Regions from separate parts of the Homo sapiens genome. Here region 2 is linked to region 1. Evidence: chromatin contacts called from ENCODE Hi-C data. All regions are on one chromosome and are shown on one strand. The core of a region is the stretch at or near the end of the contact, and the rest is flanking DNA. Distances in the headings are between cores, read along the strand shown.

What was found. Hi-C counts contacts between places; a loop is a spot of excess contacts on that map. Pooled maps may share reads with other maps.
Region 2: a loop to region 1 is called in a map of CD8-positive, alpha-beta T cell, with 4 times the contacts of the local background. The contact joins the enhancer-like site here to the promoter of MATCAP2 in region 1. A Hi-C loop is called at or near these places in 2 of 168 maps with a recorded cell type or tissue (CD8-positive, alpha-beta T cell and naive thymus-derived CD4-positive, alpha-beta T cell) and 4 of 50 pooled maps.

What each region holds. Positions count from the first base shown.
Region 1 is chr7:36,364,926-36,369,910 of GRCh38, forward strand. MATCAP2 (microtubule associated tyrosine carboxypeptidase 2) reads right to left here and starts at 2,315. Exons shown (of 7, transcript NM_001199706.2): 1 at 1,991-2,315. The coding sequence starts at 2,015. RefSeq lists a silencer at 1,965-2,064.
Region 2 is chr7:36,782,043-36,787,027 of GRCh38, forward strand. No RefSeq gene overlaps it. Among named protein-coding and RNA genes, the nearest start is that of AOAH, 60 kb to the left of the region's middle. Within about 2 kb of position 3,014, at least 8 of the 41 ENCODE cell types and tissues checked have a DNase peak (open chromatin) inside an H3K27ac peak, as active enhancers do; they include CD8-positive, alpha-beta T cell, where a contact is called at or near this core.

The DNA of each region.
Region 1 (4,985 bases), core at 1,065-3,564:
TTTATTGTACTATAGAAATTCACTGCCAAATTGTCTACCTCAGGGTTTGCAAACATACAGGGTTGGATTCATAAATGTACTGCCACTAAATTATAGGAAGGGAAATGAGACAAGAGGAGTGGGTCTACTACTTTCTAAAGTATCTCTTCTCAAACTTCTAACTCAACATGTTGACATATCAAGAGATCACTCTGCATGACTAATTGATCATAGTATCTACTTTCTAATACTAATATTAATTTATTTGTATCTCTACAATGATTGTTATGGTTTGGGAAAATAATTTTAATCTATGTGATTTCTCAATGAAATAATGTGCACTGTGACAGAATCTATATTTTTCTTCAAGGCATTGATTCTCATGGAGAAGGAGATGTTGCCCTACCCCTCACCCCTGCCCAATTGTGATTTTTAGTTGTCACAATTATGGGGGCGGGGCAGAGAACAGCATCCCACAAGGAAGAACTATCTTGTCCAAAGTTAACAGTGCTAGGCTGGGCACAGTGGTTCATGCCTATAATCCCAGCACTTTGGGAGGCGGAGGTGTGAGGATCACCTGAGGTCAGGAGTTCCAGACCAGCCTGGCCAACATGGTGAAACCCTGTCTCTATTAAAAATACAAAAATCCGGCGGGCGTGGTAGCATGCGTCTGTAATCCCAGCTACTCGGAGGCTGAGGCAGGAGAATCGCTTGAACCTGGGAGGTGGAGATTGCAGTGAGCAGAGACAGCGCCACTGCACTCCACCCTGGGCGACAGAGCGAGACTCCGTCTCAAAAACAACAACAACAACAAAGTTAATGGTGCGGAGGTTGAGAAACCTTGCTCCATATTTAGGAGGTATGGTACTTTTAAGTAACTTTTGACATTTTAATTGTGTTTTAAGATGAAAGTAGCATCTACATCAAATCACATTTTTAAAAATTCTAATGCCAATTAAAGTTGCCTTTTCGATCTCAGATCCTGGAACTATGTTTCCTGTCAACATAAATGATATACATCGTGGCAACGTCATGATTTGTGACTGCACAAATCTACTCCGTATAACACTGAACGTGAAATAAAACAGTATAAAATTAAAATCATAAATATTTTCACTGGAAAGAGGTTTGGTTTTTCAGTTAGAATGCTCACAGAAAAATAGTCTGGTAGGTACTGCATTGCTCTAAAATGTAAAATTCCGGCTTTATTTTGGCACTAGTTTGAGGAGTATTTCCCTTTACTCCGTTGTTCTTCGTCATAATTCTGAACTGCCAAAACCCTGCTTGCAGAAATGTTTGCGTACAGAATCAAATGCTGGGAAAATGGCCTAGAAAATTACTCTAATATTATGTAAGGTTTTTTTTAATAGCTAACACGCATAGCGATTTACAAATAATAAGAGTCAAGTTCTGTGCTCCCAGAGATTGAACTGAATTTAAAAAAATGCAGGTAAACTTCCAGACTTTCTGACCTGGGGTCTGTTTAAAGACCCATGTTTTACACTTGGTATAATCCGTACTGTAAAATGGCCTATTAATAATATCAACTCAAAACGTTCTCACTGTTTAAGAATAAAAGCATACACACACAAATATACACAGTATAAATAATGAAATATACAGATGTGTTCTTTCGCTTAGCTTATTTTTTCTGAACATTCTAGAAAATTATGAAGCTTAATCACACACCTAGCGTGTTTTGAAATAGGATTTAACAATCTTTGGATTGTACCTTTGTAAGACCAGCAACCGGTCTAATATTACAATCTTTTCCACGAGATTCCACAGCAGGTACTTACTGATAATAAGTGACGAAAGGATAAGGGGCCGATTTCTCTCTTCCCTCCACAGGTTTTTCGCGAGCGCCTCCTGCGCGCCCCGAAGGGGTCGGGGCGCAGGGTGGAGTCCCGAGCGGCGCGCCCAGCCGGTGGCTACCATTACCTGAGCCCCGGGCGGCGGGACCCCGGTCCGCCCCGCACCCCCGCCGCGGCCAGCCCTTCCCGGCACTCACCCGTCACGCGAATGGACTCCAGCATCGTCGCCCCGAGGCCCGGGGCGGCGGGCTCCGCGGGCTCAGGGGAAAGGGCCGCGCAGGGGCGGGCGGCCTCTAGCCTCTGACCCGGGCCTCGGTGGCGGGGGCGCGGCGGGAGGCGGCTCTCCGCTACCTGGAGCAGGATAAGGAGGGTAAGGGCGGACGAAGACGTACCGACACTGACTGTGAGCAGCGCTTCCACCAGCCCGTAGCTACTGGAAGGTACACACGGCGGCCTTACGGTGCCCAGCAGCGCTTAGAACCTGCCACCGTGACGTAGCCGCTCCGCCGGTTGCTAGGAAACTGCCCCCGGGGTCCGCGCGCGCTGCGCTTCACGGAGCCTGCGCGCCGCTGGGGGCGCTCGTGCGACGAAGGCCCGCGGGCGGCGAGAGAGAGTGGGAGGAACTACAACTCCCGGCGTGCACAGCGCGGGCCAGTGCCTCCGGGGCTTGTGGCTGTGCCCGCGAGCGCGCTGGGGTCTCCAGCCAGTGGGTAACGCATATTGACTGATCTTTCAGAGACGTTTGTACCCGTTCAAAGGTGACTTAACTCCATGGTGCGCTGTGACACTCGGCCCTAGCTGCAAATAGCAAAGCCAGTCTACCCGTCCTTCCCCTTACGAGGTGCGGGGAAGCTAAAACACGTTTAGGATGAGCTAGTAAGAGTGGAAAGTGCAGGAGGCTCAATGACCACTTGACGGTACCTCAGCATACTATCCTTAATGCTGAAATTCACATTTTAGCTTGTGATTGTGCAATTGATAGGGGCTGAATGTTATTTTCAGTTTATTATTCATTTTCACATTAGCAAGTATGAAAATTTAATCTTTTACAATAACCATGGGAGGCGGGCCACGGTGGCTCATGCCTGTAATCCTCGCACTTTGGGAGACCAAGGCGGGTGGATCGCTTGAGGCCAGGAGTTGGAGACCAGCCTGGGCCACATGGCGAAAACCCATCTCTACTAAAAACACAAAAAGTGAACAAATCGTGGTGGCACACTTCTGTAGTCCCAGCTACTCGGGAGGCCGAGGTGGGAGGATTGCTTGAGTCCGAGAGGTGAGAATGTAGTGAGCCATGATCGCGCCACTGCACTCCAGCCTGGGTGACAAAGTGAGACTAAAAAAAAAAAAAAAGTACGGTGGGAATGGGAAATGTAGACTAAACCATTCAACAAACATTTTTTGAGACCCTAACGTGTGCAAGGTTCTGAGGCAGGCTTTGAGGATATCAAGGGAAATGAAATAAGCCTAGCGGAGCTTACAGTTTAGGAGGAGCTGAGATAGTGCTGGCAACTGTCAGTCTTCAGACAGTTAAATTTTCTCTTCATCCTCAAGGCTAAGACATGGAAATAATTGGGGTGTGTTTTCAAACTCAGGAACAAAAGAAAGTTGAATATCAGGACCGTCACACCCTGAGAATGACAGGCAACTTGTGAGAAATTGTGTCTTTTTCATCACTTAGGAGAGAACAATGGAAATGTAACTATATCACAAAAACTGGATAACCTCACTTCATATTCTGTCTTCAAATCCTGTGACTACTGTTTTCGAAATACATCCAGAATCTAGCCACTTGCTACCACTCTGGTTCAAGCCACCACCACCTCTTGTCTGGATTATGGCAGTCTTCTAGACAGTCTCTGTATTCCCACCCTACCCTCTTTCACACTGTTCTCAAAACTCATTGGCCAGAGTGAACCTGTGAAAAAATCAGATCATGTCACTCTGTTCAAAATCTTCAGTGGCTTCCTTTCCTGTGAAGTCCTTTATGACCTAGCCTCCTGTCACCTCTTTGATCTCATCCCCAACTACTTCCTCCCCGATGGATACACTGGCCTCTTTGATATTCCTCAATTCCAGGCACTATTTCACCTCAAGGCCTTTGCAACTTGGAATCCTCCCTGCGTGGAATGTTCTTCCCTCAGATATCCGCAGGACTAGCTCCCTTACTTCCTCAGGACTTAATCCAAATGTCACCTCTTCGTGAGCCCTTCCCTGGCCACTCTATTTAAAATTCTACTCCTTCATATTTCCTATAGCCCTTCTCTGCTTTATTTTTTTTACTTAGCACTTAACATTATCTAATTTATTATATATTTTATTGATTTATCATGACTGTTGTCTGTCTCCATCCCTAGAATAAAATTTCCACAAGTGCAGTGATTTTTGTTTGTTCACTGCTATATTCCCACACCAAGAAGAGTGGCTGGCATGTAGTAGGTCCTTAATAAATATTTGTGAATTAATGAATAAGTAGACAACAGAAAGTGTGTGCATTTTCAATGATAACTAAAATAATATAGAATTATATCAAATGGACCAATAGACGAAGAACAAATCTGCTTTGAGTTAAAACACTTGCTATAGTAATGAGCAATGAATCTGCTGCATTTGTAAGAGTAGTAATTCTTGCAACATATGTCCTAAGGAAAAAGGCTCTAAATTAACCATGCTGTTGGCTTCCTTATATACCCAGAATTCTGAAAGCTGTTTTCCAAGTTTGCTATAAATGCATCTATTACCTCTACAAATTTCTAGTTTTTAAAGTCACAGTCACTGCAGTTTAAGAGCTATTTCTCAAAAAAGAAAGCCTCCTAAAAGATGTTACCAAGTCATATGTTCAGTGCTTTTACTAAAGTATGTTTAATCATATTGCCTATTTTCATTATATTTTAAGTAACCAAGATACATATTATCTTCCTCATTCCACAGGTATTTATTTATATAGAAGACACTGGGCTTGGTGTTTTTGGAGTACATAACAAAAGATGATACCTATCCTCAAGGACAGTCCTGACTAGCAGGGAAGATTTTCTATAAAATACATATATGTGTGTATATATATATACATGTATACATACATATAAAAATTAGAAAATGATGTGCATTCTAATTTCAACACTTCACTACAATTAAGAATTCCAAAAATAAACAAATTTGATGCCTCTGTAGTTAGCCTACCTGGAATATTAT
Region 2 (4,985 bases), core at 1,764-4,263, 420 kb after region 1:
AATATTTTGTTATCATTTCAGCTTTTAGTCTACACTCTGCATGTGTGGCTTAGGGGTCAGCCAGAGCTGAGAGCAGACAGAAGTTGGAAATCCTCCCTCGGACTCTTTCCCTTCCTGCATTCCCTTTCTCTTCCCAGCAGCCATGGTGGCCCTGGATTCAGCTTTCCCTTCCACAGGCCAGAGAGATTGTGATTTTTTTTCCACCAATGCCCTGCCACCCTGCAGGCTGCTCTCACTACACTTGGGTGTAAGTGAAAAGCTGTCCCTATAACTTCCCTCCTCTGAGCACGGACCACCCCACTCCTGGGTCTGCCTGCTCTTCTCACTCTCATATGTCTTCAAGAAGCTGCTTGTATTACGTCCAAAGCTTACAATTGGTATGTCCAGGAGGCTCAGTCTGGTAGGATCTTACTCTGTCCTTACCAGCAGCAGAAGTAATCTGTCTTTGCGGATCAAAGATGGATTTGAGCTCTGGATCTGAACCAACGAACACACAATGACCTATGAATTTTTTGGACAGGAACATTGAAGATGGCATGAGCTATCCAGTGGAGACACACATCCATATGCATGTGCATTTTTATATATTTTTATGAAATGCATGACATGTCTTAAAAAGCCATTTATGTAGTGTGTAGGTGTGAGTCTATGAAAGAATTGGAAATGAATGTATGCCTCCTTTCACTTTGTTGTTTAGTATTCCTTAGGAAGAAGCAATATTGAATAAAATTTTAACTAATTATCCAAGATTATGAGTCTGATATTGCAGTATGTGGGGAAAGGGTTTGGGTAGAAGGAGAACTTGGGCTCCAGCAGGGGCTCTGGATTGAATATGCAGGTCCTATCCCTTAAGACTCAGTAGATACTATGACCATTGTATTTTTCTATAATCACAGCCATACCCTCAGATGTAAGCAGAATGAGCAAAGCTCTTTGCCATTGCACTAAAAATATCTAGGTAATTACAATAACCCTGCCATTGAAAAAGCAAGCAATTATGAAGATATCTTTTACTGCAACATTTACATTGCAGAATATTGGACAGAATCTAAATTTCCAACAACACAACAATAGGGAATTGGGTAAATGAATGATAACAAAGTCATACAATAAAATATTTTTCAGTTATAAAAATGATGCTGTAGAAGGGCAGGCAATAACCCGGAGAGGGATTAAAGCATATTAAGTGAAACAGCAAGTTATAAAACATGTACACTTGATTAAGTTCTTGCTGGGAAATATCCACTTATCATCTCTTCCCCTAGTCTGCCATTAATCATTTGCCTGTTCAAGGAGAGACACCAAACTGCTAGAACTGGTTATCTCAATATAGAAAGATGATGGGTCGTTTTAAGTTTTATTTTTCTTTTGCTTATTTTTAACTCTGTAGTATTTTTCTATGTTGGATATCTCTTACTTTTAAAATAAGAAAGATGTTATGTACTATCATGAGAGAAAGCGAGGGTAAAAACTAGCATGTGCTGGCATGCTAGGGAGAGGGTGTCTGTGAGATGGCAGAGAGAGCATTCATTCAGCACCAGGCTAGTGGCTTAGGCCTCTGTCACCCAAACTCTGGTGAGAACTCTAGCTTTTTTTCTTTTTTTTTTTTTTAATGGAGTCTTGCACTGTCACCTGGGCTGGAGCGCAATGGCACTATCATGGCTCACTGCAACCTCCGACTCCCGGGTTCAAGTGATCCTCCTGCCTCGGCCTCTTGAGTAGCTGGGATTACAGGTGCCTGCCACCACGCCTGGGTAATTTTTTGTATTTTTAGTAGAGACAAGGTTTCACTATGTTGGCTAGGCTGGTCTCAAACTCCTGACCTCGTGATCCACCCACCTTGGCCTCCCAAAGTGCTGGGATTACAAGCGTGAGCCACCGTGCCCGGCTCGAACTCTAGTTTTCAACACTTCTAAACTCCAGTAATTCAAGTCTTGGTTCTGGATTGAGGACCGGTTCTTTTGATTATGAGGTGTCTGCAAATGGCTTCTACCTGTAACTTGAAAGCAGAACATACCTATGTTGACCCCCCACCTTGGGGCCCACCTTCCTAAAACCACGTAGTTATGGTGTAAAAAGGTTTTTGCTTTTTGTGAGAAGTTGGACCCCAGATGATATACCAGGCAACATCTATCACTTTTATGACTGATGAAGACTATTTTGCAAAATATATACATGTATGCGTGTAGCAAACTTCTACTCTAGAATGCATATACGAGCTAATTGCCAGACATCATTTATTAGTGTGCTTAGTAGTGGTTTTTTTCTTGACACTTAGTAGTGGCTTTTTTCTTAACACTTGGAAAAGTTTTCCCAATTACATTACCTGCCCCTGGCCCCTGGCATATGTAATATAAAAATAAATGTATACTTGAGCATACTATAACTTACATTTAGGTAAAACTAATAATTGAGATTTTATTATTTTGAGAAATAATTTTTTATGTTTATGGCTTTATTCCTTCATGTTAAAAACAATATATTCAAAATTACTTTAAAGTCGGTTTTCAAGTCTTTTCATTTATATATCTATTTCATTTATTCACTGTATCGGTCAGGATACTGGAAAAAACCAAAACTTAACTAATCTAGTTCAGTGAAAGAGTTTAATGAATGGATGATTTATTGAGATGCAGGTGGGGTTGAAGGAACCAAAAGGATGTGAAGACATCCAGGAACTAGCAATGTAGGAAGCTGTTAACAGGCTTAGACCCCGTAGGGGAGCCATATATGGCTTTCCTCTACCTTCCTAGGTTCTTTGGCTAGGCTATGAATTAAATTGATATAAGGCCAATTAACAGGAGAAAAAAACATTTTAATTATGTACATATGCCTGGAGTTTCACAAAATATGAGACTGAAAGATGGGTCAGATGATTGAAGCTTCTGTAGCATCCTAAGCTACAGAAGGAATAGGGACATGGGGCTTCTGGGGCTTGGCAGCACACAGGGCAGGGGAGGGTGGAGAAGGAAATGTGTGGTGCGTAGAGGGTGTCTTGTTCTGCAGACGAAACCTCTCTCGGGTAATAACAGCCGTCTCTGAGCAGCCCTCAGAGGAAGCGATGACAGTCTGTCTGGGCATGGTGTCAACCTCAAGTCTCTCCTGTGTTCCCCAGGGAGGGAGGTCATGACAACTGAACTCCTTCTGAAGGAAGTTCAGAGAAAGCCCTTCCCTGTACTTGCTGTTCCTCAAGTGCCCCCAGTGGGAACTAACCAGCATACCAAGCAGCACATTTCAGGGTGATATTTCCTGAACTCCTTCAACCTAAAGGGAAAAAAGGAGGAAATAATATTCCTGGAACTCAGTGAGAGGTGGGGCCATGGAGGCGGGGCCACCATAGAAGCTGTAGCTGTGGAGGGCACAGCCATGTCAGAGCAACATGGAGGAGAGGAAATGGGAAGAGAAACCTCATGTGTCTCTCCTTCCACCTTCCAACCTCCAATGGCCTGTAGACAGTGGAAAGCCACTCAGCAGTAGAGCTAAATAAGGAGCCCCGGGGGTCAGGACAGAGGTGGGCAAAGGAAGGTGGAGAGCAGAGAATGAATGGTGAGGGGAAAAATGAAAATAATCAGTTAATTCATTCAACAAATATTTTAAAAAGGATTGCTATGTTCCAGACACTGGGCTAAGTATACTTGACTCGACAGGCTTTGTTTGGGGTTTGTAAGTAGATCTATTGGGCACAGCCCTAGAGGCAAATTCTTTCTTCTTGAATATTATTTCTATTTACAGCATTTCAATAGCAATAGCTCTGTGCGGATTAGACTGCCAATGAAGTTCACTACCTTTTGCTTCTGCTTGCTGTTCTACATAATGGCACATTGTGAAAAGCCGCAAGTATAGAGCGGGCACGACTTCTTATAATTAAGTATACGGGTAAAAGCACAGCTGAATTTGGAATTTTGCATAAGGGAGTTTTCTAGGCTTTTTTTTGGCTTTAAAGAAAAAGCACAAATAAGGAGGCAGAATACAGGAGAGGAGACAGGAGTCCGGAACAAAAGCAAATAACCTAATGAGCTATTCAAAGGCAAATTCACAAACTGCGCTTCTCGAAGCCTTAATAAGAAGGATGGAGGCCATCAAATCAGGTGAGGAGTTCATATTATTACTGAGAATGTGCTGTCTGGAGAAAGGCAATGGAGTATCACCAAAGAAGCAGCATTCTGGTAAAAAAAAAAAAAAAATTCTAGATCAGAAATCATAGAACATGTTTCTTTGTTCAGAGCTTCATAACTCAGTCTGCGGAGTGGATAATGAGTGTGTAGTTCCCTATTCTACCCTCTGGCAACTTTGAAGGCTGTTCCTTTTCTTTTTAAGTACTGCCCCATCCTCTCCCATCATAGAAGGCAAGCAGAAGAACTTCAAACAGTACAAGTGTATCTTATAGCACACGCTAGATTAGTTCCTTTACTACTTTATATAAACTGATATTTCTTAATGAATGGATAAGGCTTGAGAATTGGAATATCCGCCTCTGCTTGAGGTCCTGCTGCTGTGTAAACTGTGGACAAGTCACTTAACTCCTCATTTCCCTTGATTCATTCAGTCATTCAATTACCTCATCTGTGAAGTGAGGGTAGTGTGTAGGGATCAACTGGAACACAGAGGGGGCTTTAGGAAGCCAAGAATCACATCAACTTGTATAGAAAATAGTCTGTGTAGTCCAGACGCAGTAGCTCAAGCCTGTAATCCTAGCACTCTGGGAGGCTGAGGTGGGTGGATCACCTGACGTCAGGAATTTGAGACCAGGCTGGCCAACATGGTGAAATCGCATCTCTACTAAAAATACAAAAATTAGCCAGGCGTGGTGGCAGGTGCCTATAATCCCAGCTACTGGGGAGGCTGAGGCAGGAGAATCGCTTGAACCCAGGAGGCGGTGGTTGCAGTGAGCTGAGATTGTGCCACTTTACTCCAGCCTGGGTGACAGAGTGAAATTCCGTCTCCTCTCAACAACAACAACAACAATAAAAAAAAAAAAAAAAAAA